Regions from separate parts of the Mus musculus genome. Here region 1 is linked to region 2. The links are chromatin loops, found by intact Hi-C in ENCODE. Cell type or tissue: heart. All regions are shown on one strand. Each heading gives the region's core, and the rest is flanking DNA. Links, peaks and the distances in the headings are about the cores only. Region 1 holds the start of Nmnat1 (nicotinamide nucleotide adenylyltransferase 1). Region 2 overlaps Ube4b (ubiquitination factor E4B).

The links. Hi-C counts contacts between places; a loop is a spot of excess contacts. Peaks named below come from ENCODE experiments on the same cell type or tissue, not always from the same donor. Only the 100,000 strongest peaks of a DNase experiment are listed, where the experiment ranks them.
Region 1: it touches region 2 in a loop (1.9-fold over the local background); 1 of 42 quality-filtered maps calls a loop at or near these places.

Annotation. Positions count from the first base shown.
Region 1 is chr4:149,482,688-149,487,077 of GRCm38, forward strand. Nmnat1 (nicotinamide nucleotide adenylyltransferase 1) reads right to left here and starts at 2,523. Exons shown (of 5, transcript NM_133435.2): 1 at 2,422-2,523. It overlaps Tmem274 (transmembrame protein 274), which reads left to right. Exons shown (of 6, transcript NM_001366402.1): 6 at 576-652. The coding sequence ends at 652. Lzic (leucine zipper and CTNNBIP1 domain containing) reads left to right here and starts at 2,579. Exons shown (of 7, transcript NM_026963.6): 1 at 2,579-3,312; 2 at 4,065-4,173. The coding sequence starts at 4,073. In heart, for the core only: CTCF peaks have their summits at 2,552 and 3,393; a DNase peak (open chromatin) is centred at 2,534; H3K4me3 peaks cover 2,410 bases; H3K27ac peaks cover 1,550 bases.
Region 2 is chr4:149,412,525-149,416,914 of GRCm38, forward strand. The region is part of intron 1 of Ube4b (ubiquitination factor E4B); the gene reads right to left. Among named protein-coding and RNA genes, the nearest start is that of Ube4b, 12 kb to the right of the region's middle. In heart, for the core only: a CTCF peak has its summit at 1,920 (motif pointing right); a DNase peak (open chromatin) is centred at 3,407; H3K4me3 peaks cover 244 bases; H3K27ac peaks cover 939 bases.

The DNA.
Region 1 (4,390 bases), core at 298-4,297, 70 kb after region 2:
GACAGGTGGTTTTCTGTGAGTCGGAGGCTAGCCTGGTCTACCTAATGAGTTCTAGGAACTATGTAATAGAGAAACCCTGTCTCAAAGTTAGATCTTCCACAGCAGCTTTAGTTAGCTGCATTGGATCTGCACAGGACTGGGCCTCTTAACATCCCGTCATCATGGCCAGAGGAGGGGGCTCATAAGGCCTCACCCCTTCCCTCCCCAGGGTGCACACTATTGGCAGTTAATGGTAGCTGGAGAGGGAGTCAGATTTTTCTTTGGTTGTAGGCACTGGTAAGGCGCCTTGCTCACACACCTCCTCACCCCCCATTTATGCAGGCAACATTAATTAAAGCCTCTAGGCCACAAAGAAAACAAAACAAAAAAAAGTCATGGAAGTTGGGTGGGATGTGTTGGGGAAGAAAGGTTTTGAGGTGGGAGAGGGGGTAAGGCAGTACTGCGGGAACACGATCAACAAACATTTATATATGCCATCCCCTTGTGTATGAACTTTTGAAGGAATACGTTTTTAAAAGCATCCTTCTCACCTGAGTCCTGCTCCACCTTATTAGACACTGTGCTCTGTCCTGCAGTGCTTTTTTCTGGCATGGGGCTCATCTGGCTGTCCAAAGTGACCTGCCCAAGACCAGATGCTAAGCCAACAGTCTGAAGCTAGCCCATAGGTCCTGCTGGTTTCCTGCCTCATTTACACACCTGGGCTGACTGAGTCCGCCCCAGCATTACCACTGTGTACCGTCAAGCATCTCACAAGATGACCTAGCTGCCATTTCTACATAAAATGTCTGCTGCACATCATAACCACGCAAAAAGCATGCCAAGACTAGCCATCATAGAAGTTGCTTAATGAGTGCTGAAGAAGCGGGAAACGATTGGTCAACTGATACCACAGGATCGCCATTAAAAACACCTTCATACGAAGGAGGAGTGAGTGTCTACACAATACTCTCAAGATTGCTACAATGACTTCCTATAAACCTCGGATCTTATAAAATAGGGACATTAGAATCTGAGCCGATGACACCGGCAGAAGTGGACATTGTCAAAAGAAATCGCTCATCTCAGCAAAGTGAAGCTTCACAGGAAAACAGTCGTGCAGACCTAAGATCTCACCAAGATCAATCTATACATTCTTTACGTTGTGGGAACTTTTGGATAAAGAGAATCTCTTTATGGGTTACAACAATCTTTCATATTACTACAGCCAATTATTTTGTAGAACATATAGCCAGTGTCTGAGCCTCACTCTGCTGCTGTGACAAAACACTCTGACCAAAAGCAACTTGGGGAGGAAGGGTTCTTTTGCCTTATACTTCCAGGTCAGTCCATCACTGAAAGAATTGGGGCACGGGCTCTAGGAGGAACCTGAAGCAGACACTACTGAGGAATGAATGCTGCTGCCTCCTGGCTTAAACTCAGTCTGTAGACCAGACTGGCCCTGAACTCAGAGATATCATTCCATCTCTGCCTCTTTAGTGCCAATGCCCAGCACCTAGGAAGCTGGCTTTCTTATACAGCCCAGTACATCAGGGTGGCCTCGAACTCAGAAATCCACCTGCCTCTGCCTCCCGAGTGCTGGGATCAAAGGCCTGCGCCACCACGCCCGGCTTAACTATGAACTTCTAACACCCCCCCCCCTTCAACTTCACAAAGGCATCACTGTAAGCTATAACCTTTCGATTTCTTGTCTCCAAAGTCCCTGTTAACATTATAAAACAAAAGCATAGACCAACTTTCAAAATTCTCAGTCTTTCAAAATTTCAAAACTTTTAAAGTTCCGAGTCTCTTTAAAAGTCCAAGTCTTTTAATCATGAGCTCCTGTAAAATCAAAATAAGTTTCATACTTTCTAATCCCAAAAGGGCAGAACCAGAGAATAGGAATAATCACAATTAAGCAAACCCAGAATCCAACAGTGTAGCTCAATATCCGACATTTGGGACTCAGGATCTGGGTCCCAAAGGGCTGGCATAGCCCTTTCTCCACTCAGCTCCCTGGTAACAGTTTACAGTCCACTCAGCAGCAATTTAACTGGTTCTCAAAGGCTGTGTGGGCTTGCTCTTTCCCAGATTTGGAAACGACTAAAAGGGAATGTCCTTCTCAGCACTGGCTTTCCCCCATTGCCTCTCACCCACATCCCTCTAAGTTCATGGGCGTCTGCTCTCAAGAAATCTCTAGAGAGGAAGAATCCAGGCCACCCCAAGTGGGGGAACTGACCTGCACCAAGGTCACAGGAAAGTTACCAACTTTTTGGTTCCAAGAACTAAAGGGCAAGAGTTGACTATGAAGAGCTGGCCCCAGGGACCGTTACAAAAGTCTCTAAAGGCCCAGCCATTGTGCATTGTCCCTTGCTTGGCAAAGTACGGGTCACCGGGCTAACGCTCGCACAGGCTCGTCTCCTAGGACCTCGGTGGGTTGCTTACCAGGCCTTGAAGGCCAAACGGCCCTAGTCCTCCAGGAGACAACCTCGGCCCGGACGCCAGCGCAGGGAACACCGCCGCCTTGCTCTCATTGGCCCCACACAGCCGGAAGTGCGCGAATCCAGCGGAAGTGCTCGCTCCATGCGGTCCGCCAGGCCGGGGAGTCAGGTAGGCGGGGCCCCTGGTTCCAAACCCTGGGATCCGCTAGCGGGCGGCAGGCGGGGATCGGGAGGGCGAAGGAGGTTGTCCTGTTTTCCGATCAGGGAGGACGGAGAAGCGTTTCGCAGGCGTAGGACTCCCCGCCTCCTCAGGTGACCACCGGGCCTGCTGGAGCCCGGCCTTGGCGGGACCTGCACACCTCGGCGGGAGCTTGGAGTTCGTCTGTCCGCGGGGAGGAGGCCGGCATCCGAGCGTGCGGTCCGGCTCTGCCTTATTTTTGCTCCGGTGGTCCCGGGCCCGGGCTTTGCTCACCTCCGTCCCTGAGAAGGTGTGCTTTCTGCCCTTGCCTTCTCGTGCGTCTGAGTTGGACAGTTTTCCTCAAGCCGAGTCCCGAGTGCTGTGGCCTCACCCAGAGGAGACTCGGCAAAAGCTACGGGAGGCACAGCCCAGGGATTCAGTGGCCTCTCCCGCGTCTTCCTAGGAATGGAGAACGTATTTCAGTTACAGTCTGCTTAGCGGGAAGTGATCTGGACAGCTGTAGGCCAAGTTCAGACACAGCAAATAAAACTCTTAACAGTTTTACCTTGTTCTAGCCAGCTCCACCCCAGGAGGTTTGAAGTTTGAGCCTCCGGTAAACTTTATGACAACTTCGCTTTCCTCAAATTGATGACACTCAGAGCTCCGACAGTTGGCGAGTTTTGAGCACCGTGCACGGGACAGGATACTGGAACCCCGGTGAGCGTGAATGAATATATTCCACTCCAGATGACAGTGTTGGCCATTTCGGCAGTCTCAAAGGAAACGCATCACTTTTATTCAATACTAGGTGGTGCCAGTGAGTCAAATCTTTCTGGTCTAAATCTGTAGTGTGGTTAAAGTTTTTTTGTTGTTGCTTTGTTTTTTTTTTTTTGTTTTTGTTTTTTTTTTTTTTGTTTGTTTGTTGTACAAGCCTTTATTTTTCCTTAAATTTATTCAGAATAACTTTGCCTTTTGAGACTGTATTGCAGCTTGGGAGTGCAGTCTGGCGTAGCGTATATGTAGCATTCTGGTTCCTCCATTTCCCCCAAGAAGAGATAAATTTTTGTGTTAAACAGTAATAACTTACTGTGCAGGGGATTTATCTTAATGGTAGAGTCCTTGCTTAGCAGGAATGAGCGCCTGGATTCAATCCCCTGTTCTGGGGGAAGAAAAACAAGTCTGGGCATGTTAGCACATACCTGTAATCTTAGAAAAAATATGTTCTTTTCATTTTACATTTTCATAATTTACTTTTTTCTTTTTCTTTTTTTGGGGGGCGTGGTTCTAGACAGGGTTTCTCTGCGTAGTTCTGGCTGTCCTGGAACTCACTCTGTAGACCAGGCTGGCCTCGAACTCAGAAATCTGCCACCCAGCATTTTAGATTTTCTTAATTTTGAATTGCACCAATATGTTGAATCTTCCCAAGTAACCAAATACAGTGTACTCATGTGGGCTTATTGTTCTTACAGTGATTAAAATGGCTTCCAGAGGAAAGACAGAGACAAGCAAACTAAAGCAGAATTTAGAAGAGCAGTTGGATAGACTGATGCAGCAGTTACAAGACCTGGAGGAATGCAGGTAAGTTATAACTATATGTTCTCACTCCGTAAACACTTGTTTGTACGAAGAGAGGTCAGGCTCCGTGGATGCAAGCCTGAAGCCCGCGTGTGACTTTGGTCTCTTCTGTAGTATTTTACAGCACTTGGTTTGTAGAAGCAAACTTGTCAAGCTCTGTAGTCATAAAGCCTCAGCTATGGAAGACTTAAAATACTTAAGCTCCTGGAAATAATGTTTC
Region 2 (4,390 bases), core at 319-4,318:
ACCAACCTAAGTCCTCACACAAAGAAACCCTGTTCAAACAACAAAACAAAGAAATGATTTTTTAAAGACATGATCAAAATAGATACTGTGGATGATAAAACACCAAAGTTTTATTAAGACTGGAGAAATAAGATGTACAATCCTGGGCTTAGTGTAAGGTATATCCAATCTACTAACACAAGATAAAAAACTAGGTTACAAAGAGACAACTGTCTTGTTCTGTCCATCCATCTACTCATAAAAACATTTATCATGGGCCATTCTGTGCCCAGCCCTGTGCTAGAAAGAGGCTAACAATGAGCATGAGCTGGGAGCCTATGTTCCAGTGGAGACACATCAGTGAGCAGGCCAGTCAAGGCCACAGAACCTGGATTAAGGACAGGAAACAAATTTTTAAAAAAGATTTATTTTATTTATATGAGTACACTGTAGCTGTTTCCAGACACACCAGAAGAGGGCATCAGATCCCTTTACAGATGGTTGTGAGCCACCATGTGGTTGCTGGGAATTGAACTCAGGACCTCTGGAAGAGCAGTGGGTGCTCTTAACCACTCAGCCATCTCTCCAGCCTAGAAAACCAAATTTTAATGAAATGCCTTTTCCTTCTCTCAAACCCTCCCCCTCAGCTCAACTGCTGCTGCTGCTGCTGGAATGGTACAGTGAGGTGGGGTTACCTGAGCCTCATGATCACATCTTAGGAGCTGGAGAGATGGCTCAGTGGTTAAGAACACTGACTGGGCCGGGCGGTGGTGGCACACACCTTTAATCCCAGCACTCGGGAGGCAGAAGCAGGTGGATTTCTGAGTTCGAGGCCAGCCTGGTCTACAGAGTGAGTTCCAGGACAGCCAGAGCTACACAGAGAAACCCTGTTTCGAAAAATCAAAACAAAACAAAACAAAACAAAGAACACTGACTGCTCTTCCAGAGGTCCTGAGTTCAATTCTCAGCAACCACATGGTGGCTCACAACCATCTGTAATGGGATCTGACGCCCTCTTCTGGTGTGTCTGAAGACAGCGACAGTGTACCCATGTAAATAAGGTAAATAAATAAATCTATTAAAAATATATACAAAAAGCAGCAGTGCACCGTTTTGTAAAAAAAAAAATAAATAAATAAATAAATAAATAAAATAAAAAAATAAAAAAGCCTTTCAGACCCAGGCATGATGGTACACACTTTTAGACTGAGGCACCTACCTGAGGCCAGTCTGGGCTCAACCTAAGACAACCCTGCCTCAAAAAACAAAACCAAACACACACCATCTCAGATCAACACCTCTAAGCAATTTCAAAAGAATGACCAGTTTGCCCCAGGAGGACAGAGCTGACACATTTTATCCTCCGTGGCCCATTCTGTGTACCCATGCCGCTCCTGTCCCCACCCATTCCCACCATTCCCACTGAGATGAACTGCTCCACACATCCACAGCAGCTCCTCACATCTACTTACCACACGAGCTCACTGCTGGACCAGGACTCCCTTATCCCTGATCTCAGTATGAGCAACCCTGACTGAGAAGGCATGCAGTACCTATTTGCTGAAATTAAATGGATTAATAATAATCAGATGTCCACCACGTCCATGTTTATCACCAGCCTTATGTTTGTTGTTGTAACAGCCTGCCTCGCTTTCCCCTTCCAAGAGCTGCAACTAGGAGCATGCACCACCCAAGCTGACGTTTCTAAATTCAGACATGTACTATGATGGTCTATATACTGAGTTCTGGTTCTCGTCCAAACAAGGCTACATAGTAAAACACTGTCTCAGAAAGCAAGCCAATGTCACATTGACTTCCTACCTCAAAGGAAAGGAGAGAAACAGTAAACACTGAGTCAAACCTGCTGGAAACAATAAAGACATTGGCCCAGTTTAATCTTCTTTTTAATTTTATGTGTCTAAGTGTATCAGGTGCTTACAGAGGCCAGAAGAGGGCATTAGATCCCCTGAAATGAAATGATACAGGATTATAAGCCACTGTGTAGTTCTTAGAAATTAAACCCCCATCCTCTGGAACCAGTGCTCTTAACCAATGAGCCGTCTCCCCTTAGCCCCATTTTAACTTTTTTAAAAAAAGACAAAAGTAGTGATTAGAATAGGGAAAAATAGCTGGGCGTGGTGGCGCACACCTTTAATCCCAGCACTCGGGAGGCAAGGGCAGGTGGATTTGAGTTCGAGGCCAGCCTGGTCTACAGAGTGAATTCCAGGACAGCCAGGGCTATACAGAGAAACCCTGTCTCGAAAAACAAACAAACAAACAAAATAATAGTAATAATAATAGGGAAAAATAAAATGTAAAAAAACCTACCCTCCAAACCCTCAGTTAAACCTATGGCTCCCATCAATAGCCACAAGTGGCTTCCTAGCTCCCCCACCCATTTTCTTCTGACTTAGGCCAACTTGTCCTATTAAGGTCGTGGATCACTGCGCTGCCAAATCCCAAATCCCATAGTCACCTCTACATCTGTCCCTCAGCACTTGCTATGTAGCTCTGACAACCTGAGTTCAAGCCTACGTAAAGGTGAAAGAAGAGAATTACTCCACGGATGCTGTGCTGTGGCTCCCCAGGCATGCATACTTAGGCCCAATACTTAGGGAGGGAGTAGAGCCACCTGCATCCCTAGAGCTCACTGGCCAGGCAATCTAGCCAATCAGTGAGCTCCAGATTCAGAGACACATCTTTAAAAAAACATGACTTACAAAGGAGACTGAGACACTGAACCTTGACCTCTGGCCTGCAGAGGCACTTACACATCTACACACACCTATAAGAAACACACAGGGGCTGGAGAGATGGCTCAGTGGTTAAGAGCACTGACTGCTCTTCCAGAGGTCCTGAGTTCAATTCCCAGCAACCACATGGTGGCTCACGACCATCTGTAGTAGCATCTGATGCCCTCTTCTGGGGTGTCTGAAGACAGCTACAGTATACTCATAATAAATAAATAAGAAACAAAGACACAGATAGCGCGTACACACACAAAAGCCAAAGCTATGCTTCTATCTTGCTTAGGCCATTATTATTCTGGACTGTCTGCTCTATCAGCTAATCACCACCATAACTACCACACAGATCTTGGACCCGGAAGTTATATGTATGACCTTGACTTGGGGTCAGCATGGGCACAGATGCAGCAGAGCAGAAAGCAGGTGATCCTTATTAAGCTTCAATAAACATCTGGTAAGAATAATGACACCGGGGCCTGTAAGGCGGCTGAACAGGCAGAAGTACTTGCTCCCAAGCTTGTTCCCTGGCTCCCAGAAAGCAGCGGGAAAGAACCATTTCTAGCAAGTGGTCTCTGACCTCCACATGCATGCCATGCCACGCCATACACCGTGTCCTGTCCATGTCACCATAAAAAACAGCTGACACGCCGACACAGCCTGTAACTGTAGGGCAGCTGCGGGGACGATTCAGATCTAATTATTTCCTGGCTTCACGCCACTGTAAGGAAGTAGTTCCACGCATGAGGCCAATCAGCATTCAAGTATAAAAGGCACTATGATCTGCCTAAGGAATGCCTGTGCACAGGGCAGGTTTACTCAGACCAGAAAAAACAACCTCGTCAGCACTCAAGGGATGGACTCTGGAGAAAACGCCATCTCATGAAGAGGAGGTGTCTGGGCCAGCTTCAGACTTTGCCCAAGAATAGAGACAGTAACAAGTGTGCTGGATAGTTTCAGCCATCTCAGAGGAGAACCCCAATTCAGAAAATGCCTCCATAAAACTGGGATGGAGGGAAGCCTGTACTGTCTTGATTGATTGTGATTGATGGGGGAGGGAACAAGCCTTTGTGGGGGTCCTGAGTTCTATAAAAAAGCAGGCTGAGCAAGCCAGGAAGAGCTAGGTTCCTGCACTGTTTGAGTTCCTGCCCTGACTTCCGTCAGAGATAAAGCATTCCCTGGAAGTGTAAACTGAAATAAACCCACGTTGCTTTGGTCATGGTATTTCATCGGAACAACTGAAACCCTAACTAGGACAACCAGGGACAAGGAGGTGCCACCAAAGTACCCAGAAGCAGGGCTGCTGCCTGGGATATCAGGAACCACACCAGGGCAGAAAGCCCGCACTGGTGGCCCTGGCGGGTCCAGAAGGAGTTTGCCCCAAGGGCTACAGTCTATCCTCTTTCAATGGGCGGGCGTCTTTATTTCCAACACCCTAGCCCTCCCACAGCACACGAGGGGAAGGGCGGGAGGGAGAGAACTGGTGCCTTCACCCACGTAAGGGTCCTGGACTCTACAGTTTCCTTGGGTTTTCTTCCTCAGGGCGGTGGGGTTTCAGAAGGGGCTAACCAGGAAGGTCACTGTCTTCTCTTTCTCACATGAAAACTTTTGGCTGAGCAGGCAGTTGCCCAATGACAACTGTTTCTCAGCATTCCCAACAAGTGGCC